Linked DNA regions of Homo sapiens: region 1 is linked to region 2. A link is a loop called in an ENCODE intact Hi-C map of the cell type or tissue named here. Cell type or tissue: heart right ventricle. All regions are shown on one strand. Each heading gives the region's core, and the rest is flanking DNA. Links, peaks and the distances in the headings are about the cores only. Region 1 overlaps NVL (nuclear VCP like). Region 2 has its middle 12 kb from the start of DEGS1.

What was found. Hi-C counts contacts between places; a loop is a spot of excess contacts. Peaks named below come from ENCODE experiments on the same cell type or tissue, not always from the same donor. Only the 100,000 strongest peaks of a DNase experiment are listed, where the experiment ranks them.
Region 1: a loop joins it to region 2, with 2.0 times the contacts of the local background. A loop is called at or near these places in 5 of 110 quality-filtered maps.

The regions. Positions count from the first base shown.
Region 1 is chr1:224,285,721-224,301,983 of GRCh38, forward strand. It overlaps NVL (nuclear VCP like), which reads right to left. Exons shown (of 23, transcript NM_002533.4): 10 at 14,842-14,943; 11 at 10,781-10,898; 12 at 8,547-8,691; 13 at 3,764-4,013; 14 at 2,055-2,273; 15 at 306-410. Among named protein-coding and RNA genes, the nearest start is that of NVL, 36 kb to the right of the region's middle. In heart right ventricle, for the core only: no CTCF peak of the experiment used is centred there; no DNase peak of the experiment used is centred there.
Region 2 is chr1:224,163,231-224,179,493 of GRCh38, forward strand. It overlaps the pseudogene LOC724084. Among named protein-coding and RNA genes, the nearest start is that of DEGS1, 12 kb to the right of the region's middle. RefSeq lists enhancers at 5,891-6,860, 6,861-7,830. In heart right ventricle, for the core only: a CTCF peak has its summit at 7,613 (motif pointing right); a DNase peak (open chromatin) is centred at 5,781; H3K27ac peaks cover 1,689 bases.

The sequences.
Region 1 (16,263 bases), core at 5,129-13,128, 120 kb after region 2:
GTCAAGTAAAAACTAAAACTATGGAATAATACTCACTAAAAAGCTAAAATGTAATACACAGAAAATATAATAATTGCATGTTAAAATTGATAGGATTATGGTTGATATAAACATTTTTCAATCATGTGCCTTTGTAATTTAAAAAAGTAGGAAACTTTAATGAAGAAAGTTGTCAGTTTTGCTAAAATAAACTTCTGATAAAAATTATGCATAAGACTTACCTCACTGTAATATTTAAAGTTAAGTTCATATTATCCTATCTGATACTAAGAAATAAATTACATGCAATTGAACTTATATGATACCTTCGCCAGCAGAGTCTTCCCACAGCCAGGAGGACCAGCAAGGAGGACCCCAGCTGGAGTCACCAATCCAAGAGCTTTGAACTGGTCTGGGTTGCGTACTGGTGCCTGGAAATAATGATACAAACGGCGATCCATTACATGTCCATTTTATACTGCAGGTTCAAATTATTTCCAGATACATATTTTATGGTTTTTTTTTTTTTTTGAGTCTCCCTCTGTCACCCAGCTAGAGTGCAGTGGTGCTATCTTGGCTCACTGCAACTTCTGCCTCCTGGGTTCAAGCAATCCTCCCACCTTAGCCTCGTGAGTAGCTGGGACTACAGGCACATGCCACCACGTCTGGCTAATTTTTGTATTTTTAGTAGAGTCGGGGTTTCACCATGTTGGCCAGGCTGGTCTTGAACTCCTGACCTCAGGTGATCCACCTGCCTCAGCCTCCCAAAGTGCTGGGATTACAGGCATGAGCCACTGCGCCCAGCTTCTCAGGCTTATTTTCAACATGACTGTGAGGCCTGAAGATACGAACAGTACCTGGTTTACCTGTTCATGCTCTGTGGTGATAAAGAGAAAAGTCCCTGCACTTGAGGAATTTATACTTGAACATAATGTCTAAGAACATTTTAGACATAATGATATAATATTTCAACAAATATGTTTTAGAAAACCATTTAAATTTCTAGGTTATAAAATGTTTAGACAATGGTCTCCTCTAAGAAATCAGATGCAGCAGTAACTTTTGCATAGTTAAAAGCCAGAGATATCTGTTGACTATAATCCCAGTGTATTTTCTCTTTCAGTAGTACATACCTCTAAATCGATCATATTTCCATTAATGAACCATGGAATGATGAGTAGAAAAGTAAAGTAAATAAAAATTAATCCAAAGTTTTATGTGCATTAAAATTGCCTTGATCCATAAGATCAAGTTCAGAAAGTCTTTGTCAAACAATTTGGTCTTAACTGAAACCTATAATTTTTTGTGGTTTAAACTCACTGCTACAGAAATGAAGCACAACCAAAAGGATCAGCATAAAATAGGTCTCAATGGAATATTATTCAGCCACAAAAATGAATGAAATCCTGTCATTTGCAGCAACATGGATGGAACTAGAGGTCATTATGTTAGTGAAATAAACTAGGCACAGAAAGGCAAATATTGCACATTCTCACTCATAGTGGGAGCTAATAAAGTGGATCTCATGGAGACAGAGAGCAAATTGATGGTTACCAGAGGCTGGGAAGGGAAGGTGGAGATGAGTATAATGAAGAGAAGTTGGTTAACGGGTAAAAAAAATAGTTAGATAGGAGTAATAAGTTCTGGTATTTGATAGCACGGTAGGGAAATTATATTTCAAAACAGCTAGAAGAAAAAAGTATATTTCAAAACAGCTAGAAGAAAAAAAGTATAATGTTCCCAACACAAAGAAAACATAAACATTAGAGGTGATGAATATCCCAATTACCCTGACTTCATCAATACACATTTAATATATGTATCAAAATATCACATGTATCCCAAAAATATTTACAACTATGATACATCAATTTAAAAAAATAAACAAATCGGATCTCAAACAAAAGAAAAACCATTGTTGGGGGCTTGAAAGAAGTGCTACATTCAAGTCAAGTTAGACACAGTGATTATAGTCAAGTCAGTTTAGCCACAGAACCTAGTACACATGCATGGAGCTTTATCTCTGGTCTTTAATCCATGACATGCCAATAATATTTGGCAGCTGATATACCTACCAATATTGCCATGGTGAGCTCCTCTCTAATGTCTTCCAGGGCACCAATATCTGCCCATGTCACATTAGGGACAGTGACAAAGCCTTCCCTTTTGGCAGAGGGTTGGACTGAGGATAGAGCAACAATGAAATCATTCAGTTCAATGCACAGTCCTTGCATCTGCTCCTCTGAGAGGGGATCTTGGTCTCTTAGCAACCCCAGCAGCCTTTGTAATTCATCCTTGAAGGGAACAATAGAGGGGAAAAAAATAAAGAAACACCACAACAGCTATTGAAAAGTTACATTTTCTACTTGTAAAAATTATTACTGTAATATTTCCGTAAGCTATCCTGAACGTCTATGTATTTTAATAATTTTCTCTCTGACATGAGACAAGTTCATTTTATTCTTAAGGATCATATGCTCTGGTCAAGTAAAGATATACCAATTATAATTATAATTAAACATATAAGAATGACTTCTATATACTAGGGCTAGGTATAGCAAATATAAGCGTTGGCAAATATTCATTTCAGCAACCATAATATTTCCCATGTTTCATTTATAAATATTCAAGAAACAGTTGAATCCTGATGAAATTAAAACACTTATGCTGGAGGTAGTATAATTCATTAATATGGTTCCTTGATGGTTTATCAACTAAGTAGAGGGAAGGCAATTTTCCTATTACTATCAAATCTTAAACTTAAAAGGCAGATTTCTTGCTTTGTGGAGAAGATGAAAGGATAAGTCTAAAAAACAGGTAACCAATTAATTCAATTTATAAAATATTAATTTATATGCAATATTATAAAAGGAATGAGTTTGTTATTTTTTACAGAATTAATTGCAGTTTCAAATGTCTAAGAAAAAAACAAATTATCTGAGAACAAAAGATCTGGATTGAAGCCCCTGCTCTATAAAGTAGAGGCTGTATGGGCTTGAGGAAATCACAACCACTTAAGCTTAGTGCCTTTGATTATAAAATGGGGAAAATGACATTTATATAAGGTTACAGGGATCAAATTATATAACATACAGAAGCCATCTGTGCAAGCTATAAAATGCTATATGAAATGATATATATATTGAATTTTCATGACTCATAAAACTAAAAAATTTAATACCGATCTTGGACTGATAACTGTCCCCTATTATTCACATGACTGTCCTCCAGAGCTGTTTGCAGCTACCGACATGGATATAGTTGTGTCAACAGACCACTGTAATCTACCTAACCAAAAGTTAACCAGGAGATATAATTAAATGCCAATGCTGAAATAGGGGTTGACAACCTTTTTCTGTAAAGGTTTAGACTGTAAACACCGTAGGCTTTGTGGGCCACGGTCTCTGCTGCAGACTCCTGTGTGAATTCTGCCATGAAGAACGAAAGCAGAAACAGACAACATGTATACAAATGAACATGGCTGTGTTCCAATATAACTTTAATTTACAAAAACACGTGGTGGGTGGGTAGGCCACAGTCTGCCAACCCCATTCCAGAATTTCATAATCATTATTGTAAAATGAATTTATTAAAATAAACTAAACATAAAACAACTCATATTTTTGAAATGATAAACATCGTGGGTATAAATGATAAGTATTCTATAGATTAAATGCCAATAAAACAGAAAGTAATGAACCTCAATTGTATTGACCCTTGCTTCAATGTAAGATAACACAAAGAACATTAAAAGGACAATTTAAGGTGCCTTTAGAGAAAGCACCTGTGTTTCAGAAGTGGGCTCAGTTCCCAGCCTTTCCTCCTGGACTCCTTTAGATGGCAAATCTTCCATTTCAGGATTTTTCTTCTGCTGTTCCTGTAGCTTCATTAAGACTCTATTGACTGCACACATTGCTGCCTCTCGGCACAGTGCCATGAGATCAGCACCAACAAAGCCTGGAGTTAGGTGTGCTAAGTGACAGAAATCAAAAGCTTGAGGAAGCCTCAGTTTTCTGCACAATGTTTGAAGTATTCTGTAGAAAAGACAGGGGAAAAAATTTCTGATTCCTGATCTAATAGTAAAAACAAGTCACCAACTATATTTATTTGAAGTCCTTCACGTCTGCCAAAGGTATCAAAATGGATACTATATAAGATCAAATAGTTCAGTCACTCAACAAACGCTGTCATTATTACATGTTCCATCTTATTCCAGAAAGGATTATGGTAAATATCTGCTTTGTTAGGAAACATGCTAAGTGCTGTGACGAATACATAGAATTTTTAAAAAATATTTTGCCTTTAAGAATTTACAACATTACAGGGGAAATAAGATAAATAACTTATGGGGGTACTTTTAGAGTAGATTAAATGGATATCTACCAGAAATAAAAGCCCCCACATACACACAAACCATTAATTATCTTCATCATTGAAAATTATCTTGCCATATACTTCCCATTTCATATTAGGACAGTTACAACTCCAACTTTATCTTTACCTATTGTTCATCCCCTGTACTACATGTGTGGAAAATTTTGTTCAACCTAACTGGCAACATGGTATCTATAAACATCTGGACTTCTAGATAATTGTTATTAAAGGAATATCTTGAACAATTTCTGATAAGACCTACTGAATAAAAACTTAAAAGCAGTAAAGATATTCAAGATGAGGGCAGGTGCGGTGGCTCACACCTGCAATCCCAGCACTCTGGGAGGCTGAGGCAGGCAAATCACCTGAGGTCAAGAGTTTGAGATTAGCCTGGCCAACATGGCAAAATCCCGTCTCTACTAAACATACAAAAATTAGCTGGGCATGGCCAGGCACAGTGGCTCACACCTTGTAATCCCAGCACTTTGGGAGGCCGAGGCAGGCAGATCACGAGGTCAGGAGATCAAGACCATCCTGGCTAACACGGTGAAACCCCGTCTCTACTAAAGATACAAAAAATTAGCTGGGCGTGGTGGCGGGCACCTGTAGTCCCAGCTACTCGGGAGGCTGAGGAAGGAGAATGGCATGAACCTGGGAGGCGGAGCTTGCAGTGAGCTGAGATCAGGCCATTGCACTCCAGCCTGGGCAACAGAGCGAGACTCTGTCTCAAAAAAAAAAAAAAAAAAATTAGCTGGGCATGGGGGCGGGTACCTGTAATCCTAGCTACACGGGAGCCTGAGGAAGGAGAATTGCTTGAACCGGGAGGCAGAGGTTGCAGTGAGCCAAGATTGTGTCACTGCACTCCAGCCCGGACGACAGAGCAAGACTCCATCTCGAATAATTTAAAAAAAAGATATTCAGGATGAAAGGTCTGAAGCCAAACTGCAAGAGTCTGAATCCCAGCTCTGTTAACCTTTGTTATCTGGGCCAGTTACTTAATCTTTGTGCTTCAGTTTGTTCATTTATTCAATCTATATTATAGTAGCACTTATTCAGAGGGCTGTTGCTACAAATGAATACATGCAAAGCACATAAAACAATGGCTGATCTACAGTTAGTGCCCAATGAATGTTAATTCTTTTTTTTTCTGAGACGGAGTTTTGCTCTTGTTGCCCTGGCTGGAGTGCAATGGCACGATCTCGGCTCACCGCAACCTCCGCCTCCCAGGTTCAAGCGATTCTCCTGCCTCAGCCTCCCAAGTAGCTGGGATTATAGGCATGCGCCAATGAATGTTAATTCTTATTTACATATTTTGATATTATAAACTAACTTGGACAAGGAAATATATTTTAAAATTAATAACTTTGTAAAGAAGACTAATATTTTCAAATGTCAAGCTAATAAAGAATAAATTATAGAAAAATCATTTGGGATCATATAAGTGAGCAGAATAGAAGCAGATAAACATTACTGACAAATTTTTTAAAATTTCACTGGGATACTCTGAATAATGGGAATCAAGAAAACTTTCCACTAAAGAACTATTTCCAAAAGATACAGATCCAATTTGCTACTATGCACAAGAATACAAAACACTCTTCGACTTACCATGAGTTTACATTCCTGATAAACCCATCTTAAGTCAAAAACATCATGATAAACCCTTTGTAAAGTTGAAAAACTATAAGCCAAAGCATTGTCAGTTGGGGACTATCCGTACTAAGAACATTTTGGATGTTGTGAAAATGGCTAACAGAAAATAATATCGCCCTTTTCATAGTTGTACTCTATCCCTAAAAAAAGTGGGTATTTTTGGTCATCATACTGTAGAAACTCCAAAAGAAGGGAAAGCTACCACTGTTCTAGCTCCAGCTACTGCAGCCACGTGAGACCGCAAGGCAGAACCATCTAGCTGAGGCCTTTCTAAATTCTTGATCCACAGAAACTGTGAGACACAATAAAATGAGTATTGCTGTAAGACACTAAATTTTGGTGTGGTCTGTTTTACACCAATAGAAACTGGAACAATTTATACGGGTTTCCTTTTATGTATGCTGAAACTTTTCCATAATTTGATGCTTTTGAAGTACAGGATGATATCCGGAGGATCACTTGAGGGCAGGAGTTCAAGATGAGCCTGGGCAACATAGTGAGACCCTTTCTCTATATAAAAAATAGTAATAATAAAAGAGACAGCTATCAATAGCTACCTTATTTAAAAAATTCTCTATGTCAGATATTGTGCTAGGTTATGTTAATTCAATACTCACAGGAAGCCTTTGTAGTATTATGATCACTTTACAGATAAAGTTATTACTATTATTATTACTGCATTATAGGTAAATAAACTAAAGCTTGGAAATGTTAAAAACACTGGACAAGGACCAAGGATAACAGGAGGCAGAGGTGGAATAATTTTCCTTCACTGGCTCAAAGTTTGGGCATCTATTCATTGCCTCTGCAACCCAGTCCCGCCTAGGTCTGGCCTTTCTCCTCCTTACTTACACTTACTCATACCCTGGACCTCGTCATCACCTGGATCTAGCCCCTATCTGAGATCACAATCTCACATGCGGCACTCTGCCCAGTCTCACATGTCTGAGCTTATATGTGCAATTACTCCCACACTGTTCCTGGACCTCACCAGGATCTTCAGTGTACCCCTTCCTCATTAAATACCTTTTTTTTTTTGAGACAGGGTTTTGCTGTGTCACCCAGGCTGGATGGAGTACAGTGGCATGACATCGGCTCACTACAACCTCCACTTCCCAGGTTCAAGCGATTCCCCTACCTCAGTTTCCTAAGTAGCTGGGATTACAGGCATGCACCATCACGCCCGGCTAATTTTTTTGTGTATTTTTAGTAGAGATGGGGTTTCACCATGTTGGCTAGGCTGGTCTTGAACTCCTAACCTCAAGTGATGCACCCGCCTCGGCCTCCCAAAGTGCTAGGATTACAGGTGTGAGCCACCATACCCGACCTAATATTTCAGAACAATTTTTTTTTTTTTTTTTGAGACAGAGTCTTGCTCTGTCGCCCAGGCTGGAGTGCAGTGGCGCCATCTCGGCTCACTGCAAGCTCCGCCTCCCGGGTTCACGCCATTCTCCTGCCTCAGCCTCTCAAGTAGCTGGGACTACAGGAGCCTGCCACCATGCCTGGCTAATTTTTTGTATTTTTAGTAGTAACGGGGTTTCACCATGTTAGCCAGGATGGTCTCAATCTCCTGACCTCGTGATCCGCCCGCCTCGGCCTCCCAAAGTGCAGGGATTACAGGCGTGAGCCACCGTGCCTGGCCCAGAACATTTCTTAACTAGATTTCCACTCTACCACCTCAACAGTGCTTCCTGAGATAGTCTCGCTTATGAAGTTATATTTCTGGTTATTGGTGGATATTTATTTGCTCTATGGACATTACTCATTTGCTCAATTACCAGGAAAGGCTGGTACTGCAGCAAACAGCTTTCAACTGTCTGGCTGCCATTTCATTACTGGTAACAGGACCTGTGGTCTCAGACAGGTTAGTGCAATAGGTTAAAGTATGGTACTCAGATTTAACCTATAAGTGGACCAGATGGCTGCTGTATGCCATAGCTCCAGACATTGCCACTAACCTGGTCAGCCAACTGAAGAATGCAAGCCATTGTTAATAAGACCAGACAAATGAGTATGGATACATAAGTCCATTACTACTTCTGAAAAAACAACCTGAAACAATTATCCTACTGATGAGTAAATTGTTTTCTTCCTCTTTTTTTACAGAGGTGGGGCCTCCCTCTGTCACCCAGGTTGGAGCACAGTGACACAATCATAACTTACTGCAGCCTTGAACTCCTGGGCTCAAGCAATCCTCCTGTGCTTCAGCCTCCTGAGTAACTAGGACTACAGGTGTGTGCACAGCTGATTTTATTTTTTGTAGAGACAGGGTCACACTATGTTGCCCAGGCTCAAAATCCTGGTATCAAGTGATCCTCCTGCCTCGGCCTCCCAAAGTGTTGGGATTACAGGCATGAGCCACTGCACCCAGGCATAAATGATTTTCTTAATGTGGGCTTCTCCTTTTCCAAATCAATTTAATTGGTACAAAAAGAAAGAGAGAGAAAGAAAAGGCTACTTGGTATTTCTCACCTCTTACTTTCAAACCATTCAGTTAAGATGACTTAGTGGCATACAAACTTCATTCTATAAGAATATACCTTTCCCTGGATGCTTCATCTGGGATACCTAGGCATATTTCTCGGTCGAACCTTCCCGCACGTCTCAAAGCAGGGTCTAACGAGTCTGGTCGATTAGTAGCTCCAATAACTAGGACCCGGGCTGTAGCAGCCACATTATTCAGATCTAGTAAGAGACAGAGAAAGAGTAGTGAACAAAGCACTTGACACTGACGGCAATAATGGTTACAGAATCATTTCATGGTTAAAGATAAAGTATTACAGATTTTGACAGCAACATACATATAAAACCAACATTTATTAAATGTCAAATATGTAAAAGGTGTGAGGAGGATAAATAAAATACAAACTCTGTCCTCAGCAGTTCACAATCTATTGAGAAACATTGAGTGTGTAAATAAAAAAATGGCATCAGACAAATTTTGTGAAGTATAATAACAGATATAAACAAAGCACCATGGTAATAAGAGAAAAGACATCATGAATTCCAACTGAGGAATAAGGGAGGGTTCATGGAGGTGGTAACATTTCAGAAAAGGCTTGAAGGGTAAATACAATTTTAACAAGCAGATATATAGGCTAATGGAATTCTATGTAGAAGAAAGAGTATTAGTGAAAGCACAGAGGGTCAAGCATGCATGGCACATCCAGGCAAGGTGAGCAGGACAACAGGGAGGCTGGGGAGGATGCCAAAGTCTGTGTCTCAGAATAGACTGATAAAATTAATTCGAGCAGGGGAATACAAAATAGTCTTCAGCTGTTCTGGCTTAATCTAGGAATGTATTTCTAGGAATGGACAAAACTGAGGACTTAAATCTTATCTTTCCTAAGTATTATTTCTCTCAGCTGAACCAGGATTGAACAGCAGGGAGTCTGAGGTTATTTTCCCTCACAGGTAACAAGAAGGTAGTAAGATGCTAATTAAATCATGAGGAGTTTATACAGTGTGTTCTTTTTTTTTTTTTGAGACGGAGTCTCGCTCTGTCGCCCAGGCTGAAGTGCAGTGGCACCATCTCAGCTCATGGCAAGCTCTGCCTCCCAGGTTCATGCCATTCTCCTGCCTCAGCCTCCCGAGTACCTGGGACTACAGGCGCCCGCCACCACGCCCGGCTAATTTTTTTATTTTTTTATTTTTTAGTAGAGACAGAGTTTCACCGTGTTAACCAGGATGGTCTCGATCTCCTGACCTCCTGATCCACCCACCTCGGCCTCCCAAAGTGCTAAGATTACAGGCATGAGCCACTGCGCCCAGCCACAGTGTGTTCTTTAGCTAGCAGGAAGCCATGAAAGCATTTTCTCAGAATGCAGGCCTCAAAGACATGGCAAGAAAATTTTAGATAAAAATAAAACAGAATCCCAGCACTTCGGGAGGCTGAAGCAGAAAGACTGAGCCCAGGAGTTCGAGATCAGCCTGGGCAACATAGTGAGACCGTCTTTAAAAAAAAAAAACACCCAGGCACAGTGGCTCACACCTGTAATCCCAGCACTTCAGGAGGCTGAGGCCAGTAGATCACCTGAGGTCAGGAGTTCGAGACCAGCCTGGCCAACATGGAAACACCCCGTCTCAAAAATCAGCCAGGTGTGGTGGCACGCACCTGTAATCCCAGCTACTCAGGAGGCTGAGGAGGTGAATAGGTTGAACGCAGGAGGCAGAGGTTGCAGCGAGTTGAGATCATGCCAGTGCACTCAAGCCTAGGCAACAGAGACTCTGTCTCAAAAAAAAAAAAAAAAAAAAAAAAGCCAGGCATGGTGGTGCACACCTGTGGTCACAGCTATTTGGGAGGCTTAAATGGGAGGATCACTTGAGCCCAGGAGGTCAAGGCTGCGGTGAGCTGTGATTGTGCCACTGCATTCCAGCCTGGGTGACAGAGCAACACTCTATCTCATCAATCAATCAATCAGTCCATCAATCAGAAGAAGAAGCAACCTACAATCTGGTAATGCAAGGAACATAAAATATATACTTCAAATTTTCTTGTGTACACAAAACAAGTGCTATTTCTTTTTATTTATTTTTAGAGGTAGCATCTCGCTATGTTGCCCAGGCTGGCCTCAAACTACTAGGCTCAAGCAATCCTCCTACCTTAGCCTCCCAAAGTGTTAGGATTACAGGCATGAGCCACTGTGCCCAGTATGACTTTTTTTTTACACTATTTGATATTTACTATATGAATATTATTTTTTATCTTCATGTATTAATTACACTATTTTAAAAAATTTATTCTCTTAAAATGAATTTATTATTTTAAACTAACCATCCATGCAGGTTAGGAGTTGGGCTACAATTCTTCGTTCCATATCTTTTGAAGCCACTTCTCTTTTGGGGGTAATAGCATCAATTTCATCAATGAAAATGATACATGGTGCATTTGACTAGAAATAAAAATATCACAAAAAGACAATCATAAATGCATCCCCTATACTGAAGCACAATTAAGCATATACATTTTAAAAAAAATCTTCAAGGTCAAGGATCATTTGCCAAAAGAATAACCCTAAAGAAGGCAGTTCACATGTGTTACTTCTGATTTTTACCTGACTTAAGAGAACCAAGATGATTAGAAGTACACAGTAAGAGACTGCAGATAGGGTAACACATTTATAGTCTCTTCATCAATGCATGTTTTGTGATAAATCTACTGAAATTCTTTTGTAAATTAGATACATTTGCTATGCTATGAAACAGAAACAATGATTTTGGATAAGCATATGCACAGAAAAAAAAACTTAAGACAACAAGTTTATAAACTTTAAATTAGCAAACCCAAGCTCACTAGAAACGTTATGAGGGTTTCTACTAACGTAAGAATCTCCAAGTCTTTCCCTATAATTTGCTATAAGAGGAAATTTGAGAAGCACCAGAAGCTTTTTAAAAAATCTGTGGTAAAATATACATAAAATTTACCATTCTAACCACTTTGGGTATATAGTTTAGTGGCATTAAATATTTTCAGACTGTTGTGTAAACGTCACCACTATCCATCTCCAGAACTTTCCCAGCATCCACACTGAAAAGTACCGGAAGCTTATTTTAAAGGCTACACTGAATAAGGAAGGATGGTAAAGTTCTAATACATCAGTGTAAAGATCACCTCCAGTTTTTTTGTTTTTAAGAAATAAACTAGACACGGTTCAGAAAGAATAAGTTAAGATGTAAGGATCAGCTACCGAGAGTAGTCAAATTCATTAAGACAAAAAGTAGAATGGTGGTGATGGCCAGGGACTGGTAGGAGAGAGGAATGGGGACTTACTGTCTGGGAACATGAAGACATTCTGGAAATGGATGGGGGTAATGATAACACAACAATATGAATGTACTTAATGCCACAGAATTGTACACTTAAAAATGTTTAAAATGGCCTTTTCAGTTGGAACTGCCATCTTCCAGTAATTCACCAAAATGATGAACACAAAGAGAAAGAGGAGAGGCACCTGAGAGATGTTCTCTAGGCCGTTCAGAAAACATGGAGCTGTTCCTTTGGCTATATGTATGCAAATCTATAAGAAATGTCATATTGTAGGCCAGGCGCCATGGCTCATGCCTGTAATCCCAGCACTTTGGGAGGCCAAGGCGGGTAGATCACCAGAGGTCAGAAGTTCAAGACCAGCCTGGCCAACATGGCAAAACGCCGTCTCTACTGAACATACAAAAACTAGCCAGGTGTGGTGGTGCATGTCTGTAATCCCAGCTACTCGGGAGGCTGAGGCAGGAGAATTATTTGAGCCTGGAAGGCAGAGGCTGCAGTGAGCTGAGACATTCCAGCCTGGACAACAGAGAGATACTCCATCTCAAAAAAAAAAAAAAAAAAAATTAGCTGGTGGGTAGTGCATGCCTGTAATCCCAGCTATTTGGGAGGCTGAGGCAAGAGAACTGCTTCAACCCGGGAGGCAGAGGTTGCAGTGAGCTGAGATTGTCCCACTGCACTCCAGCCTGGGCAACAGAACGAGACTCTGTCTCAAAAAAGAAAAGAAGAGAAGAGAAAAAGAAATGTGATACTGTAGACATCAAGGGAATGGGTACTGTTCAAAAAGGAATGTCCCACAAGTGTTACCACCACAAAACTGGAAGAGTCTATAACGTTATCCAGCATGCTGCTGGCATTGTTGTAAAGAAACAAGTTAAGGGCAAGATTCTTGCCAAGAGAATCAATGTGTGCGAGAATCAACGTGCATATTGAGCACATTAAGCATTCTAGGAGCCGAGGTAGCTTTCTGAAACACATGGAGGAAAATGATCAGAAAAAGGAAACCAAAGGGAAAGTGTCAGCATGCTCCACCCAGAGAAGTGCACTCTGAGAACCAATAGGAAGGAGCCTGAACTGCTGGAGCCTCTTCCCTGTGAATTCATGGCATAATAGGTGGTAATAAAAGACCTCTGGACTGTAAAAATGTTTCTCTTCATTGAGTAGAAGTGTAGTGTCCTCTTCCGCAAAGAAACATTTAAAGCAAATTTAAATTGTTGTCCTAATTCATTGTGTAATATCTTTACTATTCAAATTTAATGTATTTCTTGCTGAAAGATGTGAGGTGGCTTATTATGCAACAAATTACTCAGTTGGTTAGAAAACAGCCAGGTATTATTTATGAAATATCTGTACTGGTTTGAAGATAGTCCCTCTAAATCATCATGGAAGACATAAAATAATTTACAAAAACTTAAAAAAATGTTTAAAATGGTAAATTCTGTTATATATATTTTACCACAAAAAAGAGATAAGGATCAGTTAAAATGAAAAAAATTGAAGAAAATTATCTAGATTTACAATCTAAATCATTTTACTCAATCAGTTACTCAATGGTTAGGAGTGACAGTGATTATGCTAAGTAAGGCTGTCAGCGTCGCTTAAGGCATCTCAAAACCATGGGAACAACCACATCTTAAAGGGAAAGATATTTAGCTTATCGCTAGCTGGATCTCTTCCCTAATCATCCTTATGACAATGTTTGCAAAAGACGCCTATGACTGCTAGATATATTACCCAGTTACAAAGGAGTAAAATTACAGAGGCCAAAAGCACCAGAAAACAAGCACATCAGTACTTGTCAGTGACCTGGAAAGTTGAATGGGGGAAAAAAAAGAATAAATGATGGTCATCAGAATGTGGCCTAAAGAAAGCATAGTTTTCAACCAAGTATCACTTGATTGGATTTCACCTTTTTGTTTCCTGATCCACATGCTTTACTGGACTCATTCTCATTAGCGAAGAGGGGACCAGGAAAAGCGGGGTGCTAGGCCACATATTTACTGAGCATCTACTGTGAGGTACTGTACTGGCTCAGTACTGGTTTAGTGAGAGGTTTAAACACAGAACTAACAACCTAAAGATGCCATTTGCCTCTTATCCTTATTCATCGTGTTTACCATACGCACAAAATTTACTACTTGTCTCTGGCTATGCGTGCCAATTTAACAATGGAATCCACCGCGTTTTGGAAAACAGGTAGCACCTGAGAAAGTTCAGCTTTGCTCTGCACTCTGCCCTTTCCACCTTTTTTCTCTTTATCCTCCTAGTGTTGCCCACAGCTTTTTCAACGTCAGCCCGCACCATAACTAAGTAGATGGCCTACCCATTCTTGTTATTTAAAATGTTTTTTTTTTCTCAATTACTGCTTAAATATAATTTCTCTTCTAATTTCACACAGGCTTCTAACAGTTGTATTGGATATTCATCAGCTACTATATATTGTCATTGCTAATAATGACATAAACTTTTCACCATTTTTTAGTTTTAAACACAGTGATATTTGTTCAAGTGTGAATAATCTTACAGCTAATATTTACAGGGCTTGTGCTGTGTGCAAGGCACCATATCGAAGGTTTTATAAGAATTCTCTCATTTAATACTCTCAATAGCCACGTGAGATTTGGGTATTATTATTGCCCTAGTTTACTAGTAAGGAATGACAGAATTTATTCTGGTATTTTTATGGTTGCTTTTATAATAGCCTAAATAACAATTTTTACATTGCTTACAAGTTTTTTTTGGCCAAACTTAAGTTGAGGAAAGTAAAAGTGAGTGGAAAATATCATAAGGATAATATATTTTCAACATATGACTACAGGGTATGACGGCCCAGAATTTCTCACCAATTACATTTATGTTTGATTTCAAATGAAAAGGGTTATTTATCCAACAGCTGGTATCACTAAATCTACTTTAAATATTTAGCCATCATGCATAGCAAATTACCATGTTTATATTAATAAAAGAATGGCCAGTGAGTGGGTTAACAAATACTAGCATCAGAAAAAGCAGGATCTTTAATATAAGCTGGTAGCGTCTGACCACCTGGCATTAGTCATTAACTGACTCACCACAGCTTGCTCAAATAGTTCTCTCAGCTTCTGCTCAGACTCTCCGGATACTCCAGACACAATCTCTGGAGCAGCCACTTTCAAAATTGGCAGGTCAAGTTCCTATGCAGACACATAAAAGAATAACCAAATATTCAAATTTTAATTTCCCTACTTTTTCTTATCCAGTCCCCTCAAATTTTTTAAATAGCTAGTTTCCTGAGGAACTTCATCTTTTTATGTTGGCCCAGTGAAAAACACTATTTGAAAATCAATGGTTTTGGCCGGGCATGGTGGCTCAGGCCTATAATCCCACTACTTTGGGAGGCTGAGGTGGGCGGATCACCTGAGGTCAGGAGTTCGAGACCACCCTGACCAACATGGAGAAACCCCATTTTTACTAAAAATACAAAAATTAGCCATGCATGGTGGTGCATGCCTATAATCCCAGCTACTTGGGAAGGCTGAGGCAGAAGAATTGCTTGAACCTGGGAGGCGGAGGTTGTAGTGAGCCGAGATCGCGCCATTGCACTCCAGCCTGGGCAACAAGAGCAAAACTCCATCTCAAAAAAAAAAAAAATCAACGGTTTCATGCAAACACATTTAAGTGGATACCTTCAACTTGTTTTTATTTTATACATGTCACTATAAAATTCTATTATCTTTTCTGAATAAAGGGTCTTGACTTTCAAGAGGTATGTTATCCCCACTTAGGGCTGAGCCAAAGCAATTCTTCGTTTTTTTTGGAGAGACTGTGTCTCACTATGTTGCCCAGGCTGGTCCCAAACTCCTGGCCTCAAGCCATCCTCCCAATTCAGCCTCCCAAAGTGCTGGGGATACAGGAGTGACCATTCCTGGCCTATCAAAACAATTCTTACCCATCTGCTAAGGAGAAAATAGCAAGGGTTGTGACACAGATGTTTCCCACACATTCTGCTAGTATTTCTCCAAATCCTAACCCAGAGAGTAGCCAGTTACTAGTCAGAGGAGGGAGACTCTTTAAGAAGAGGCCAGGTGTGGACGCCCATGCCTGTAATCCCAGCACTTTGAGAGGAGTTTGAGACCAGCCTGGGCAACACAGTGAGACCCCACCTCTAAAAAAATAATAAATTAGCCAGGCATGCTGATGCATGCCTGCAGTCCCAGTTACCTGTGAGGCTGAGGCAGGAGGATCATTTGAGCCTGAGAAGTCAAAGCTGCAGTGAGCTGTGATCATGCCACTGCACTCAGCCTGGGCAACAGAGAGAAAATCTGTTTCAAAAAAAAAAAAAAAAAAAAAAAGAGAGAAGAGAGACTACTGTTCTCCCATTCTTGTGCTTATCTTGAAATTTCACTTCCTCAACCATACCTTCCTTGAACCCAACTCTAATTTGGGAATCCTAACATACCACATACCATTTTGCACTTCTTCTTGTCTTCCATTTATTATAGTCATTATTATGT
Region 2 (16,263 bases), core at 2,684-10,683:
TATAATATATGCTGCTGGTCAGTAGAAAAGTAGCAACTACCAATTCTTTCACCCTGCGAGGGTGGGGTACTAGTTCTCTTTTCAAGACTACGTCCAGTTCCAAAACTAAATGGTTAGAATTTCAACAAAATAAAATTATATAAATCAGTTTAACCTGTTCCTTAAAGGTGTAACTGATAGGGAATTGCTGAAAACAATTCTCTGAAGAAGAGAAAACTTATCTAAGTTCTTTAACCCCAGCCTGTAGACAGCTTAAGATTTTCAGAAAAGAGATCACAGATAACTTTATACTGTGGGTGAGGGTGACAGCAGTGGTGTCAATTGTCCTAGCACCATTACTGCATTCTAGTCATCCAGATAGCCTAGAAAGATAAAGGTGGCTACTGTGTATCCCAGTCTTCAGAAGGTAGATGAGGGTGGAAATTTGAATTTTCATATTCTCCAGGTGGCTCAATTGCTGTGTAATAGATTCACGTTATTAGAAACCAAGGATCTTCACCAGTATTCTTGCTTTTTTGCTTTTCTTTAAAAACTTTTTTTAAAAGATCTCACCTGTATGAACTTTCCCATGTTAATTGCTGAACCAATTCTTACAGAATTCATTAAAGATGATGTTCTTTCCAAAAAGATGTATCTCAACTCGCTGGTATACATTCCTCTGGTTTTTTTGTTTGTTTGTATGGAGTCTCTGTCGCCCAGGCTGGAGTGCAGTGGCGTGATCTTGGCTCACTGCAACCTCCGCCTCCTGGGTTCAAGTGATCCTCCTGCCTCAGCTTCCCAAGTAGCTGGGATTACAGGCGTGCGCCACCATTCCCACCTAATTTTTGTATTTTTAGTAGAGATGGGGTTTCACCATGTTGGCCAGGCTGGTCTCGAACTCCCGACCTCAGGTGATATGCCCGCCTCGGCCTCCCAAAGTGCTGGGATTACAGGCGTGAGCCACCACACCCGGCCTACATCCCTCTGGTTTCTGATTAATCATTTCCTCAAAGCAAAATTAGAGTAAATCGTACACAGAAGAAATATGAGCAGTTGGGTGTTTGAGCAAAATGTACAACTGATAACTGGAAAGGAAATACAAATCAAAGATAAACTTCCCCTAATTCAATAAATTCTGTTCAAAGAGACGCAACTAAATAGCTTTCAACTTTCTCAGCTTTTGTGTTTTTAAACTCTTTTTTTCCTCTTGTCCTTTGGATTGTACAAAAGTCAAATTCAAATTAACTGATTTGTTAGGAATCTGTGATGCAGCAATGTAAATAGCAAAACTGACTCCAGAATACAACACCTAAGATATACTTTCCTGTGATAAGACAAGGGGAACATGCTTCCCTCCGCAAGGCCAAGCCAAAGAGAATTAGCTGGGGTGGGGTAAAGAAGAGAGGGCTAAACTGCTTGTTCTTTCTTTGGAGAGTTGGAGCAAGCTTACAAGAAAGTGCTCTTTAGATAAACAGTTTCTGTAACTCTACTGTAAGAGGACACTGCCTGTTACAGTGTAGCCCATGGATCAACAGCCTCAATCACCTAGGAGCTTCTGTGAAATGTAGAATCTCAGGCCCCATTCCAGAATCAAATCTGCATTTTAACAAGATCACCTGGTGATTAGTTTGCACATTAAAATTTGAGAAATGCCACTGTAAGGCACATTTGTCATTTTGAATCTAAATGCTAAACAACCCTTAGCTCCCTATATTTAGCAATAACAAAGAAAATGGAGAGAGAGAAGAGAGGAAGGAGAGTAAAAGGGAGGAGAAAGCAGGAAGAAAATACAAAAGTTAGTATTGGTCAGGGACAGTTCTTGAAACCAGTAGAGGTCATGACCATCAGCCATCCCAAACAGAAAACAGTTTCATCGCCTTTGGTGTCTTTTTTTTTTTTTTTTTTTTTTTGAGACGGAGTCTCCCTCTGTCGCCCAGGCTGGAGTGCAGTGGCGCGATTTCAGCTCACTGCAAGCTCCGCCTCCCAGGTTCACGCCATTCTCCTGCCTCAGCCTCCCGAGTAGCTGGGACTACAGGCGCCCACCACCTCGCCTGGCTAATTTTTTGTATTTTTAGTAGAGATGGGGTTTCACCACGTTAGCCAGGATGGTCTTGATCTCCTGACCTCGTGTTCCGCCCGCCTCTGCCTCCCAAAGTGCTGGGATTACAGGCTTGAGCCACCGTGCCCGGCCAGGAAATTTATATTACAATTCCCACCAGTATCAATCCAGTCACTATCATTTGAGAATAAAGAAATTATTTTTAAAAATACACTTTGGGAGGCCAGGGTGGGAGGATCGCTTGCATCTAGGAGTTCACGACCAGCCTGGGCAACATACCAAGACTTCGTCTCTACCAAAAACAAAAATTTTAAATTTAAAAATTAAAAAAAAAAAAATTAGCCAGGCTTGGTGGCATACACCTGTAGTCCCAACTACTTGGGAGGCTGAGAAAGGAGGATCGCTTGAGCCCAGGAGGTCAAGGCTGCAGCGAGCTGCCACTGCACTCAGCCTGAGTGACAGTAAGACCCTGTCTCAAAAAATAATAATAAAATATCCATCAATAGGAGACAGGGTTCATAAATTGGGATATATCCTTACAATAGAATACTAGGCACCAGTAAAAATAAGAAAATTATCTATATGCTAAGAAATATTTCTGGCCGGGCATGGTGGCCCATGCCTGTAATCCCAGCACTTTGGGAGGCCAAGGTGGGCAGATCACTTGAGGTCAGGAGTTCAAGACCAGCCTGGCCAACATGGTGAAACCCCATCTCTACTAAAAATACTAAAAGTAGCTGGGCATGGTGGTAGGTACCTGTAATTCCAGCTACTCGGGAGGCTGAGGCAGGAGAATCGCTTGAACCCGGGAGGCAAAGGTTGCAGTGAGCTGAGATCATGCCACTGCACTCCAGCCTGGGAGACAGAGCGAGACTACGTCTCAAAATGAAAAAAAAAAAAAAAAGGCCAGCGTGGTGGCTCATGCCTGTAATCCCAGCACTCTGGGAGACCGAGGTGGGTGGGTCACCTGAGGTCAGGAGTTTGAGGCCAGCCTGGCCAGTGTGGTGAAACCCTGTCTCTACTAAAAAATCCAAAAAGTAGCCAGGCATGGTGGCGTGTGTCTGTAATCTCAGCTACTCAGGAGGCTGAGGCAGGAGAATCACTTGAACCCAGGAGGTGGAGGTTGCAGTGAGCTGAGATTGTGCCACTGCACCCCAGCCTGGGAGACAGAGTGAGACTCTGTCTCTAAAAGAAAAAAATATATATGTATTTCCAAGACTGCTAAGGGAAATAACAAAATACAGAACAATATTACAGTATACTAACTTTTGTGAAAAATAAAGAGGGAAATAATATAGAGTCATGCTGAATAACCACATTTCAGTCAACAAGCAGCAGCATATTTTATGACAGTCCCATAAGATTATACTACCATATTTTTACTGCTTCTTTTCTATGTTTATGTGTTTAGATACACAAATACCACTGTGCTACAAGTGCCTACAGTATTCAGAACAGTAACATGCCATACAGTTTTGTAGTCTAGCATCAATAGGCTGTACCATATAGCCTAGGTGTATATAGTAGGCTAAACCATCTAGGTTTGTGTAAGTAAACTCTATTATATTCATACAACAAAATCACTTGATGCATTTCTGAGAGCACATCCCCATCTTTAAGCAGTTCATGACTGTACTGCTAAGTAGTGGCATGCATATGCATAAAGAAACTCTAGGCCGGGCACGGTGGATCATGCCTGTAATCCCAGCACTTTGGGAGGCTGAGGGGGGCAGATCACTTGAGGTCAGGAGTTTGAGACCAGCCTGGCCAACATGGCGAAATCCCACCTCTACTAAAAATACAAAAATTAGGCAGGCATGGTGGTCTGTGCCTGTAGTCCCAGATACTCAGGAGGCTGAGGCAGGAGGATCACTTGAATCTGGGAGTCAGAGGTTGCAGTGAGCTGAGATTACACCACTGCACTCCAGGCTGGGAGAAAGAGTGAGATTCCATGTCAAAAAAAAAGAAAGAAAAGAAAAGAAAAAAAAATTCTAGAAAAATGCACAGGGAATCAATAACAGTGGTTATATTTTGGGGTTTGACAACATAACAACAGGAACAGGAGCTGGGAGGAGCTTATCACTAGACACCTGTATGTTTTTCTATTTTTTTTTTGAGACGGAGTCTCGCGCTGTCGCCCAGGCTGGAGTGCAGTGGCGCGATCTCGGCTCACTGCAAGCTCCGCCCCTCGGGGTTCACGCCATTCTCCTGCCTCAGCCTCCCGAGTAGCTGGGACTACAGGCGCCCGCCGCTACACCCGGCTAATTTTTTGTATTTTTAGTAGAGACACGGTTTTACCATGTTAGCCAGGATGGTCGCGATCTCCTGACCACGTGATCCGCCTGCCTCGGCCTCCCAAAGTGCTGGGATTACAGGTGTGAGCCACCGCGCCCGGCCATGTTTTTCTATTTTTAAACCATGGAAGTGTATTCAACAATTAAACCAGCTGCTATAGACTGAAAGTTTGTGTCCCCGCAAAATGTATGCCTTGAAGCCTAATCCTCAAGGGGAGGAGACTAGGAGGTTGGGCTTTGGGGAGGTGATTATGTTCATGAGGGTGAAGTCTTCATGAATGGGGTTAGTGTTCTTTTAAAAGAGACACCAGGCTGGGTGCGGTGGCTCACGCCTGTAATCCCAGCACTTTGGGAAGCCGAAGCAGGCGGGTCACCTGAGGTCAGCAGTTTGAGACCACCCTGGCCAACATGTGAAACCCCATCTCTACTAAAAATACAAAAATTAGCCAGGCATGGTGGGGTGCACCTGTAGTCCCAGTTACTTGGGAGGCTGAGGCAGGAGAATTTCTTGAACCCAGGAAGCAGAGGTTGCAGTGAGCTGAGATCATACCATTGCACTCCAGCCTGGGTGACAGAGCGAGACTCCATCTCAAAAAAATTAATTAATTAATTAATTAATTAAATAAAAGGGACCTCAGAAAACTCCTTCACCTCTTCTGCCATGTGAGGTTATAGCCAGAAGACGGCCATCCACGAACAAGGAAGCAGCCCCTCACCAGATACTGAATATGCCAGTGCCTTGATCTTGGACTTCCCAGGCTCCAGAATTTTTTTTTTTTTTTTTTGAGACGGAGTCTCTGTCACCCAGGCGGGAGTGCAATGGCACGATCTGGGCTCACTGCAACCTCTACCTCCCGAGTTCAAGCGATTCTCCCACCTCAGCCTCCCGAGTAGCTGGGATTACAGGCATGCGCCACCATACCTGGCTAATTTTGTATTTTTAGTAGAGATGAGGTTTCTCCATGTTGCTCAGGTTGGTCTCAAACTCCCGACCTCAGGTGATCCACCCACCTCAGCCTCCCAAAGTGCTGGGATTACAGGGGTGAGCCACCACGCCCAGCCTAATTTTTGTATTCTTAGTAGAGACGGGTTTTCACCATGTTGGCCAGGCTGGTTTCGAACTCTTGACCTTGTGATCCATCCGCTTTGGCCTCCCAAAGTGCTGGGATTATAGGCGTGAGCTACTGTGCCTGGCCAGACTGTTTTCTTAAAAACCAAAAGCCTGGGAAGAAAAACAAAATATCTTGCAAATGTATTCTCAATCCCAGTCAATCCCCTGCAAAACTCAGACTCTGGAAGAATGAAAGCTATGCGCTCTTTTCTCCACTCATTCATATTGTTGGCTTCACACAGATAGAAAAAGCTACTTCATCCTGCAGAACTGCTCTATCAGTTCATGGTGTTTTCCTGGATCCTGGACCCCTGCCTTCCCCACCATGAGTCACCTCTGGATCGAGTCCATCTTCTATTTGGGATTTGGAACCAGACAACCTTTGTCCCTTTTTAGCCTCTGCTGCACTCTAAGCTGTGTGATCTAAGACACGTCACTCACATTCTGGAAGTATTCGCTTCCTCATACATGAAATGGGGGAAATTTCTCTAACCATAAGCCTGCGGTTTTGATTTCAGTGCTCACTAGTTCAAGACTTTTCTTCTTGCCTATGCCCCTTCACCCTCTTCCTTTGTCAATTTCCTTTTTCATAAGCTGTGGCTGCTGGTGAGTAAAATAGTCATCTGAGTACAACTGCTTTTGCATGAGCTAGACTTGGAAGGGTGCAAATGGAAGCAGATTCATTTCTTCTCAGTAACTGCTCTTTTAGACTGTCCTGTTGCATTGTTCTGCCCTGATCCCAGAAGGAATCTCAGGCAGATCCCAGAGCCTTGTAGACTCTCCTGGTCACTAACAAATTAATCACCTTTATCCAGTTATTAAAAAATCCAGCCCGATCCGAAGAAAGACTTTATTGTCTCAATTGATTAAAGCTTCTTTCCTCTTTTTTTTCTCTTTTTTTGAGACGGAGTCTTGCTCTGTCGCACAGGCTGGAGTGCAGTGGTGCGATCTTGGCTCACTGCAGCCTCCACCTCCCGGGTTCAAGCGATTTTCCTGCCTCAGCCTCCCAAGTAGCTGGGATTACAGGTGCCTGCCACCAAGCCCAGCTAATTTTTGCATTTTTAGTAGAGACGGGGTTTCGCCATGTTGGACAGGCTGGTCTTGAACTGCTGACCTCAGGTGATCTGCCTGCCTTGGCCTCCCAAAATTCTGGGATTACAGGCATGAGCCACTGTGCCCTCCCGCTTCTTTCTTCTTTCTGTAAGTCAGGCCTGAGTTGGACTTCGGAGAAGCTTTGAGTTGGGCTTCTCCTTTTCAGTGGAGAAGGGCAGGAAGGAGGATGTCTTCCATTTATTCTCTTTGCTTTTCCTCCTCCCCCTCCTGCAAGACTCTCTGCTGTCTAACTCAGTGGGGAGGAGAGACAGAATAAAGAAAAAAAATCTGCATTACTGGTATGGTTGGAATCTGTCATGTGTGTCTCTTGGTTGAGGCAGAGATCACACTTTGGGGCTGTTTTCCCCAAGGCATTTTCCACTGTTGTTGTTGCTTTCTTTTTCTTTTTTTAAGAGATAAGGTCTTGCCCTATCACTCACTACAGTCTTGAACTCCTGAGCTCAAGTGATCCTCCTGCCTCAGCTTACTGAGTAGCTGGGACTACCATGCCTGGCTAATTATTTTTATTTTTGATAGATGCAGAGTCTTGCTACATTGCCCAGGCTGGCCTCAAACTCCTGGCCACAAGCGATCTTCCTGTCTTAGCCTCCCAAAGTGCTGGAATTACAGGCATAAGCCACTGCTGTCAGCCCTCCATTGGTTTTTAAATAATCTCCTCACGGGTTACCTTCACCATGAATTTTTCTTCCAAGTTACCATACAGCTGACTCATAGGAACCCCTCCTTAGCCCTAGGTATCTGGTGGTAAATGTTCTTTCAAAAAGAAGCATTAGGATGCATGACCTATGAGGCCATAGACAGCAACCAAATCTAGCCCTTGTCAAACGGTTACACATCTGGTCCACCTATACCTGATCAACCTGGCAGAAAAGCTACTATCAGCAGAGACCCTCTGTCCATACTCAGTGACCACGGACAGCTTCTGATTTCCCCTCACCTTTAGGCATGCTCAAGTCCAAGTCAGGTACCAGTCCCTGTGTCTCTCCAAACACAAAAGTCAAGTTGGAGGAATGGTTCTGAGAAACTCTTCACTTGGCTGTAATTAACAAAGCAACAGTTCCTTCTGCCACCAGAGGGTGTGCAGCAAGGATGGGCAGCACAACCTGCTACCAACTCTCTCTAAAGAAATTCTTTTCTCTTTTTTTTTTTTTTTTTTTGAGACGGAGTTTCACTCTTGATGCCCAGGCTGGAGTGCAATGGCGCAATCTTGGCTCACTGCAACCTCCGCCTCCCAAGTTCAAGTGAGTCTCTTGCCTCAGTCTCCTGAGTAGCCGGGACTATGGGTGCGCACCACTGCGCCTGGCAAATTTTTGTATTTTTTTTAAAGACAGGGTTTCACCATGTTGGTCAGGCTGGTCTCAAACTCCTGACCTCATGATCCGCCCTCCTCAGCCTCCCAAAGTGCTGGGATTACAGGCATGAGGCACCACACTCAGACCCCTTGCCCTCATTTTTGACAGATAGTTTTGCTAGACACAGATCCTTGGTTGATAAGTTTTTTCTTTCAGCACTTTGAATACGCCATCCCACTGCCTTCTGGCCTCCACTGTTTCTCATGAGGAGTCACCTGTTCATCATATCAGGGTCTCCTTTTCGGTGATGAGTCATTCTTCTCTTGCTGTTTCAAGATTTTCTCTTTGGCTTTCAGAATTTTATTATAATGCATGTGGGTGTGGATCTCTGTCTTGTGTTCATTCTACTGGGGTTCTTTTTTTTTTTTTTTTTTTTTTTTTGAGATGGAGTCACGCTCTGTCGCCCAGGCTGGAGTGCAGTGGCACAATCTCAGCTCACTGCAACCTCTGCCTCCCAGGTTCACGTCATTCTCCTGCCTCAGCCTCCTGAGTAGCTGGGACTACAGGCGCCCACCAACACACCTGGCTAATTTTTTATATTTTTAGTAGAGACGGGGTTTCACCGTGTTAGCCAGGATGGTCTTGATCTCCTGACCTCGTGATCCGCCCACCTCAGCCTCCCAAAGTGCTGGGATTACAGGCGTGAGCCACCGCACCCGGCCTCTACTTGGGTTCACTGCATCTCTTGGATGTGTAGATTAATGTTTCCATCAGATTTAGATCATTTTAGATATATTTTTCCTTTGTTTTTTTTTTTTTTGCCCTTTTCTCTCCTCTCCTCTGGTATTCCCATCAGCTGTATTTTGATGAGCTCAATGATGTCCCAAATTTCTCTGAGGCTCTGTTCATTTTTTATCATGGTAGATACACATAACAAAATTTACCATTTTAACCACTTTTACACGTACAATTCAGCAGCATTAAGTATATTCACAAAGTTGTTCAATCATCACCACTATCCATTCACAGAAATTTTTCATCATCCCAAACAGAAACTGTATACTCATTAAAGACTGGCTCCCCACTCCCCTTTTCCCCAACCCCTGTTAATCTCTATTATTCTTTCTGTCTCTAACTTTTATAGTTTGATCATAACAATCCCCTTTTCATCAGGTTTTCATGGAGCGTAGGAGGGGTAATTCTTTGACTTAAAAATATAATTTGAAGAAAATGACTGCTTAGGAGAGAGAGACAGAGAGAAAGAAAGTGAGAGAGAGAAAGAGAGAGAGAGAGAAAAGAGAGAGAAAGAAAAGAAAGAATAAGAAAGAAAGGAAGGAAGGAAAGAAAAAAAAGAAGGAAGGAAGGAAGAAAGGTGGGAAGGAGGACGGAAGGAAGGAAGGAGGGAAGGAAGAAGTAAGGAAGGAAGGAGGGAGGGAGGGAAGGAAGGAAGGAAAAGGAGGAATGAAGGAAGGAGGAAAGTAGAGAGGGAAGAAGGGAGGGAAAAAGAAAGCTATGAAAGCCATTGACCACAGGTCGGGATGGGAATGGGGATAATTCATCAATTTTTCTACGCTGACATAACTCCCGAGAGTTCTGACTATTCATTGGCTTTAACAGATTTGCCAAGAGGACAAATCTCAGCTTAATTAGCAAAGGATAAAATCATAAAATTAGTGGATTCCCTAATCTGGGCATGCCACATAGATGAATATGATTGCAAGGGCAGGTTTGGAAAAGGGAATGATGCCTGAATATACTGGAATTCCCAAATATTTTGGACCTCAAAGTTTGGGCTTTTAAGGAACTACCATTTAAATCTGCAGTTTGCTGTAAAGATGGTTAACAGAGTTCTGGGCCAGGCACGGTGGCTCATGCCTGTAATCCCAGCACTTTGGGAGGCTGAGGCGGGCGGATCACCCGAGGTCAGGAATTTGAGACAGCCTGGCCAACGTGGTGAAAACCCGTCTCTACTAAAAATACAAAAATTAGCCAGGCGTGGTGGCATGTGCCTGTAATCCCAGCTACTCGGGAGGCTGAGGCCAGAGAATTGCTTGAACCTGGGAGGCAGAGGTTGCAGTGAGCCACTGCTCTCCAGCCTGGCCAACAAGAGCAGAAACTCTGTATCAAAAAAAATAGTTCATTGTGCAGAATTTAACATATTTGTCAAATAATAGGCTGACCAGCCATGGAGAGAAGCTCCTATTATAGTCACAACCTATTCAAAAATATTAATGTGGGTGGGGTGCAGTGTCTCATGCCTGTAATCCTAGCACTTTGGGAGGCAGAGGTGGGTGGATCACTTGAGGCCAGGAGTTCAAGACCAGCCTGGCCAACATGGCGAAACCCCATCTCTACTAAAAATACAAAAATTAGCCGAGTGTGGTGGCACATGCCTGTAATCCCAGCTACTTGGGAGGCTGAGGCAGGAGAATCACTTGAACCAGGGAGGCAGAGGTTGCAGTGAGCCAAGATCACGCTACTGCACTCCAGCCTGGACGTAGAGTGAGATTCCGTCTCAAAAAAAAGAAAAAAATTATAGTGCATTTGAAGTGCATTCAAAAACTATGAGAACACGATTTTAGCTGTGAGCTTGTAAAAACAAAAACAAACAAAACTTATGAGAACACTTGTACCTCCCTAGCCTGAGGGGCATGATGTATAGCCTCTTTCAGGACTGTTGGTACATGTCCCTTTGAATATTCACTGTGGAGAATCTTTTTTAGCAAGCGTAGCTAAATTGTATCTGCTCCTCTAAACATTTGCCAGAAGAAGAAATAGTTTATTTTCAGGTTCAGGCTCTACACATTCTCTTTCTTTTCTTTTCTTTTTTTTTTTTGACAGAGTCTCACTCCTTCACCCAGGCTGGAGTACAGTAGCGTGATCTCGGCTCACCGCAACCTCTGTCTCCTGGGTCCAAGCAATCCTCCGGCCTCAGCCTCCCAAGTAGCTGGGATTACAGGAGCCTGCCACCATGACCAACTAATTTTTGTATTTTTTAGTAGAGACGAAGTTTCACCATGTTGGCCAGGCTGGTCTTGAACACCTGACCTCAGGTGATCCACCTGTCTCCGCCTCCCAAAGTGCTGGGATTACAGGTGTGAGCCACCGCACCGGGCCCTCTTCTCCCACCCTTTCCCTTTCTTTCTTTCTTTTTTTTTTTTTTTTTTTCTTTGACAGAGTCTCACTCTGTCGCCCAGGCTGGAGTGCAGAGGCATGAGCTTGGCTCACTGCAACCTCCACATCCTGGGTTCAAGAGATTCTTGTGCCTCAGCCTCCCAAGTAGCTGGGATTACAGATGCGTGCCACCACACCCGACTAATTTTTTGTATTTTTAGTAGAGATGGGGTTTAGCCATGTTGGCCAGGCTGGTTTTGAACCCCTGCCCTCAAGTGATCAGCTCACGTTGGCCTCCCAAAGTGTCAGGATTACAGGCATGAGCCACCACACCTGGCTTCTACACATTTTATGAGCAATAAATAATGTTGATAATCTCTCAGTTTTCTTCTTTCTTCCTGTCTCTCCCTCCCCAGTGGTCCTGCAGCAGTTCTAATCCCATTCCCATCACCAGTTGATCAGAGACCTAGTATTTTTAGGAAAGTAGCAGCCTTTATTTATTTTTTATATTTATATTTATATTTTTACTTATTTATTTATTTATTTTTGAGACAGAGTTTCACTCTTGTTGCCCAGGCTACAGTGCAATGGCACAATCTTGGCTCACTGCAACCTCCGCCTCCTGCGTTCAAGTGATTCTCCCGCCTCAGCCTCCAGAGCAGCTGGGATTACAGGCATGTGCTACCATGCCCGGCTAATTTTGTATTTTTAGTAGATCTGGGGTTTCTCCATGTTGGTCATTTTTAGTAAATCTGGGGTTTCTCCATGTTGGTCAGTTTCCATGTGGAGAGAGAATTTTGCCATGTTGCCCAGGCTGGGCTTGAACTCCTGGGCTCAAGTGATCTGTCTGCCTCAGCCTTCCAAAGTGCTGGGACTACAGGTGGGAGCCACCATGTCCAGCCTGCATACTTTTTATGTTATCAGAAATGCTATCTTTCTCTTTGGTTACATTTCTTTTTTTTTTTTTTTCGTAAATCAAAGTACTATTTTATTAAATGAGTTATTTTACACAATATGAACATCAATATAATTACAATTGTAAAAAATTTTTTTATAACAAGGATGGACTGATTTTCATATTTCCAAATCAGAGTCAACTGTACATTTACACAGAATTGTCTTTGCATGAAGCCCAAAAGGGAACAGCATAAAAAATGAGTGTTTCTGTAGCCCCTTTATTTTTGCTGATCAACAGTTTGTTAGAAAAGCAGCTGCAGGTATGTTACCTAAGGTCTGAGACAGTAGAAGAGTCAAAGGTGTCGTGAATTCACCTGTAAACAACCTTATGCCTGAACATCAGCTAATTCTGGAGGAAGTGAAGTCTTAGGATGCTTGCTCTCAAAGTGCTGCTTGAAGGTCTTAGGGTCTGGCATTCGTGTCCTACAGACAGTGCAGGTATATATTAAGGCAGCTTTGGCAGCAGCCTTTTGGTCATGTCCTTGTTTCTTCTTTTGTCCAGCTTGCTTTTTGGCATTATTCTGCTGAGACTGAATTTTCTGCTGTCCACGAGCCATATCCGGGCCAGGAGAATCTTGCGTCGGAGAGACAGTGCAGCGCGAGAGGGCCGGGAGAGGACGCCGGAGGGAAAGGAAGGGGGAGCGCGCCCAGCATCGCTTGGGCCTCCTCCACCCGCTCAGGAGGGGAAACAGGAGAGCCGGGAGCACAACAGCCTCGCGCGCCCGCCGCCGCCTCAGCCTTAGGGGAGGCCACTACGCCTCTGGTTACATTTCTTGATCATGGTATCTCCCCAGCTAGGTAAGTATCTCTTTGATTACATTTCTTTTTTTTCTTTTTTTGAGATGGAGTCTCACTCTTGCTGCTCAGGCTGCAGTGCAATGGCGCTTTCTCAGCGCACTGCAACCTTTGCCTCCCGAGTTCAAGCGATTCTCCTGCCTCAGCCTCCCAAGTAGCTGGGATTACAGGCACCCGACACTACACCCAGCTAATTTTTTGTAAAGCCACCATGCCCCCCGATTACATTTCTTTCTCTTTTGAGACGGAGTCTTGCTCTGTCGCCCGGGCTGGAGTGCAGTGGTGTGATCTGGGCTCACTGCAAGTTCCGCTTCCCGGGTTCACGCCATTCTCCTGCCTCAGCCTCCGGAGTAGCTGGGACTACAGGCGCCCGCCACCACGCCCAGCTAATTTTTTGTATTTTTAGTAGAGACGGGGTTTCACCGTGTTAGCCAGGATGGTCTCAATGTCCTGACCTCGTGATCCACCCGCCTCAGCCCCCCAAAGTGCTGGGATTACAGGCGTGAACCACCATGCCTGGCCTATTACATTTCTTAACTGGCTGTTGCTGGTGTATAAAAATACAAAACATTGGCTGGGCACGGTGGCTCATGTCTGTATTCCTAGCACTTTGGGAGGCCAAGACAGGCAGATCACTTCAGGTCAGGAGTTTAAGACCAGCCTGGCCAACAGGACAAAACCCTGTCTCTACTAAAAATACCAAAATTAGGCCGGTTGTGGTGGCTCACACCTGTAATCCCAGCACTTTGGGAGGCCGAGGCAGGAGGATCACCTGAGGTCAGGAGTTCGAGACCAGCCCGGTCAACATGGTGAAACCCTGTCTCTACAACAAACACAAAAATTAGCTGGGTGTGGTGTTAGGCGCCTGTAATCCCAGCTACTCGGGAGGCTGAGGCAGGAGAATCGCTTGAACCTGGGAGGCAGAAGTTGCAGTGAGCCAAGAATGCACCACTGTACTCCAGCCTGGGCAACAAGAGTGAAACTCTGTCTCAAAAAAAAAAAAAAAAAAAAAAAAGCCCAATAATTAGCTGGGTGTGGTGGCACATACCTGTAGGCCCAGCTACTCGGGAGGCTGAGGTGGGAGAATCCCTTGAACCTGAGAGACAGAGGTTGCAGTGAGCTGAGATTGTGCCACAGCACCCCAGCCTGGGTGATAGAGTGAGACTCCGTCTCAATAATAAAAATAAAAATAGGGGGGAGGGGGGAGGGATAGCATTAGGAGATATACCTAATGTTAAATGACGAGTTAATGGGTGCAGGACACCAACATGGCACATGTATACATATGTAACTAACCTGCACGTTGTGCACATGTACCCTAAAACTTAAAGTATAATTTAAAAAAATTAAATAAAAATATATATACATTAAAATAAAAAATATTTTTGTACATTAAGGTTTTTTGTTTATTTGTTTTTAAGATGGAGTCTCACTCTGTTGCCCAGGCTGGCGTGCATTGGCATAATCTTTGCTCATTGCAACCTCAACCTCTCGTGTTCAGGAGATTCTCTGCCTCAGCCTCCTGAGTAGCTGGGACTATAGGTGCTCGCCACCATGCCTGGCTAATTTTTGTATTTTTAGTAGGGACAGGGTTTCACCATGTTGGCCAAGCTGGTCTCGAACTCCTAGCCTCAAGTGATCCGCCTGCCTCAGCCTCCCAAAGTGCTGGGATTATAGGCATGAGCCACCGCACCCAGCCCCTGCTTTCAACATGATGTGTATGCAATAGATTAGCACTCTTTAAGGGAAGTGTCTAACCTGATGGGCCTGAGGACAAACACACAGAATCCTGTACATCCCTTCATGGACGAGGCAATCAGCTGAGAGAGATCATCCCTCCACAGGAGTGAGACCCAGAAGCCCAGAGAAGGCTATGGACTGGGAGAAACCTGCAGGGTCCGAGGGAAGACAGGTCTGGTGTATAGATCCCGAGACTGGAGGTCACTGTGGTACTAAAGATAACAGGAGTAAATGGCAGCACATCATGCCCCCAAACTGGCCAGGACTAGCTACACTGAGTGAGGCCAGCATGGCAGAAGACAAAACAGGCAAGGGATTATTTCCCCTGCCACACTAAGTCAGCTTTAGTTATGAACAAATTCGCGAATTTTTTTTTTTTTTTAGACGGAGTTTTGCTCTTGTTGCCCAGGCTGGAGTGCAATGGTGCAATCTCAGCTCACTGCAACCTCTGCCTCCCAGCTTCAAGCGATTCTCCTGCCTCAGCCTCCCAAGTAGCTGGGATTACAGGCATGTGCCACCAAGCCCAGCTAATTTTGTAGTTTTAGTAGAGACGGGGTTTCACCATGTTGGCCAGGCTGGTCTCAAACTCTTGACCTCAGGTGATCCACCTGCCTCAGCCTCCCAAAGTGCTGGGATTACAGGCATCAGCCACCGCATCCAGCCTTATGTCATCTATTTCTTGACACCAATAACAGACAACTACTCTAGTCAGTAATTAGTTGTCAATATATATTTTTCTTACTTAAAATGTATTATTTAAATATAAAATTAGCACATGTAAATTTATAGTTAAAACATTCATGAATTTGGGCCAGGCGCTGTAGCTCATGCCTGTAATCCCAGCACTTTGGGAGGCTGAGGCAGGTGGATCACCTGAGGTCAGGAGTTTCGAGACCAGCCTGACCAATATGGTGAAACTAAAGTACAAAAATTAGCCAGGCGTGGTGACATGAATCTGTAATCCCAGCTACTCGGGAGGCTGAGGCAGGAGAATCACCAGAACTCAGGAGGCGGAGATTGCAGTGAGCCAAGATTGGGCCATTGTACTCCAGCCTGGGCGACAGAGCGAAACTCCATCTCAAAAATAAAATAAAAAGAAAAGAAAAGAAATAGATAACATAAAATTCTTACGATTATTTGCTTGAAGTGAATAAAGAATGTTTTCTGTATTACTCTTCTATGAATTACAGTAGTCAATACCATTCAATCTCAACTGTTATCACTATTGAAATGGCCTCAAAAATAAACTGCCCTTTCAAAAATCAAGCAGATGGAAAAGGAAAAATCCATATTGATTTCAAAAGTACAGCTGCCCTCATCTGAAAACTACTTCATCTTAAATTTCCTAATATGATCATGGCTGGCTGCGATTCACCACAGCTTCCAACAGCCGACTGGAGAGCGTTTTTCCAGAATAACTAGTATGTTTGCTTCAAGACAAATTATTTGACAAGGTTAAGGAAAAGATGTGAAAGCTAGATAATCCATTAAGAATCTTTTTTTAAAACTTCAAGGCATTTTATTTATACTTCTTTTTTTTTTTTTTGAGACAGTCTCGCTCTGTCGCCCAGGCTAGTGTGCAGTGGTGCAATCTCAGCTCACTGCAACCTCCGCCTCCCGGGTTCAAGCTGTTTTCTGCCTCAGCTTCCCAAGTAGCTGGGATTACAAGCACCCACCGCCATGCCCAGCTAATTTTTGTATTTTTAGTAGAGACGGGGTTTCACCATCTTGGCCAGGCTGGTCGTGAACTCCTGACCTTGTGATCCACCCACCTCGGCCTCCCAAAGTGCTGGAATTACAGGCGTGAGC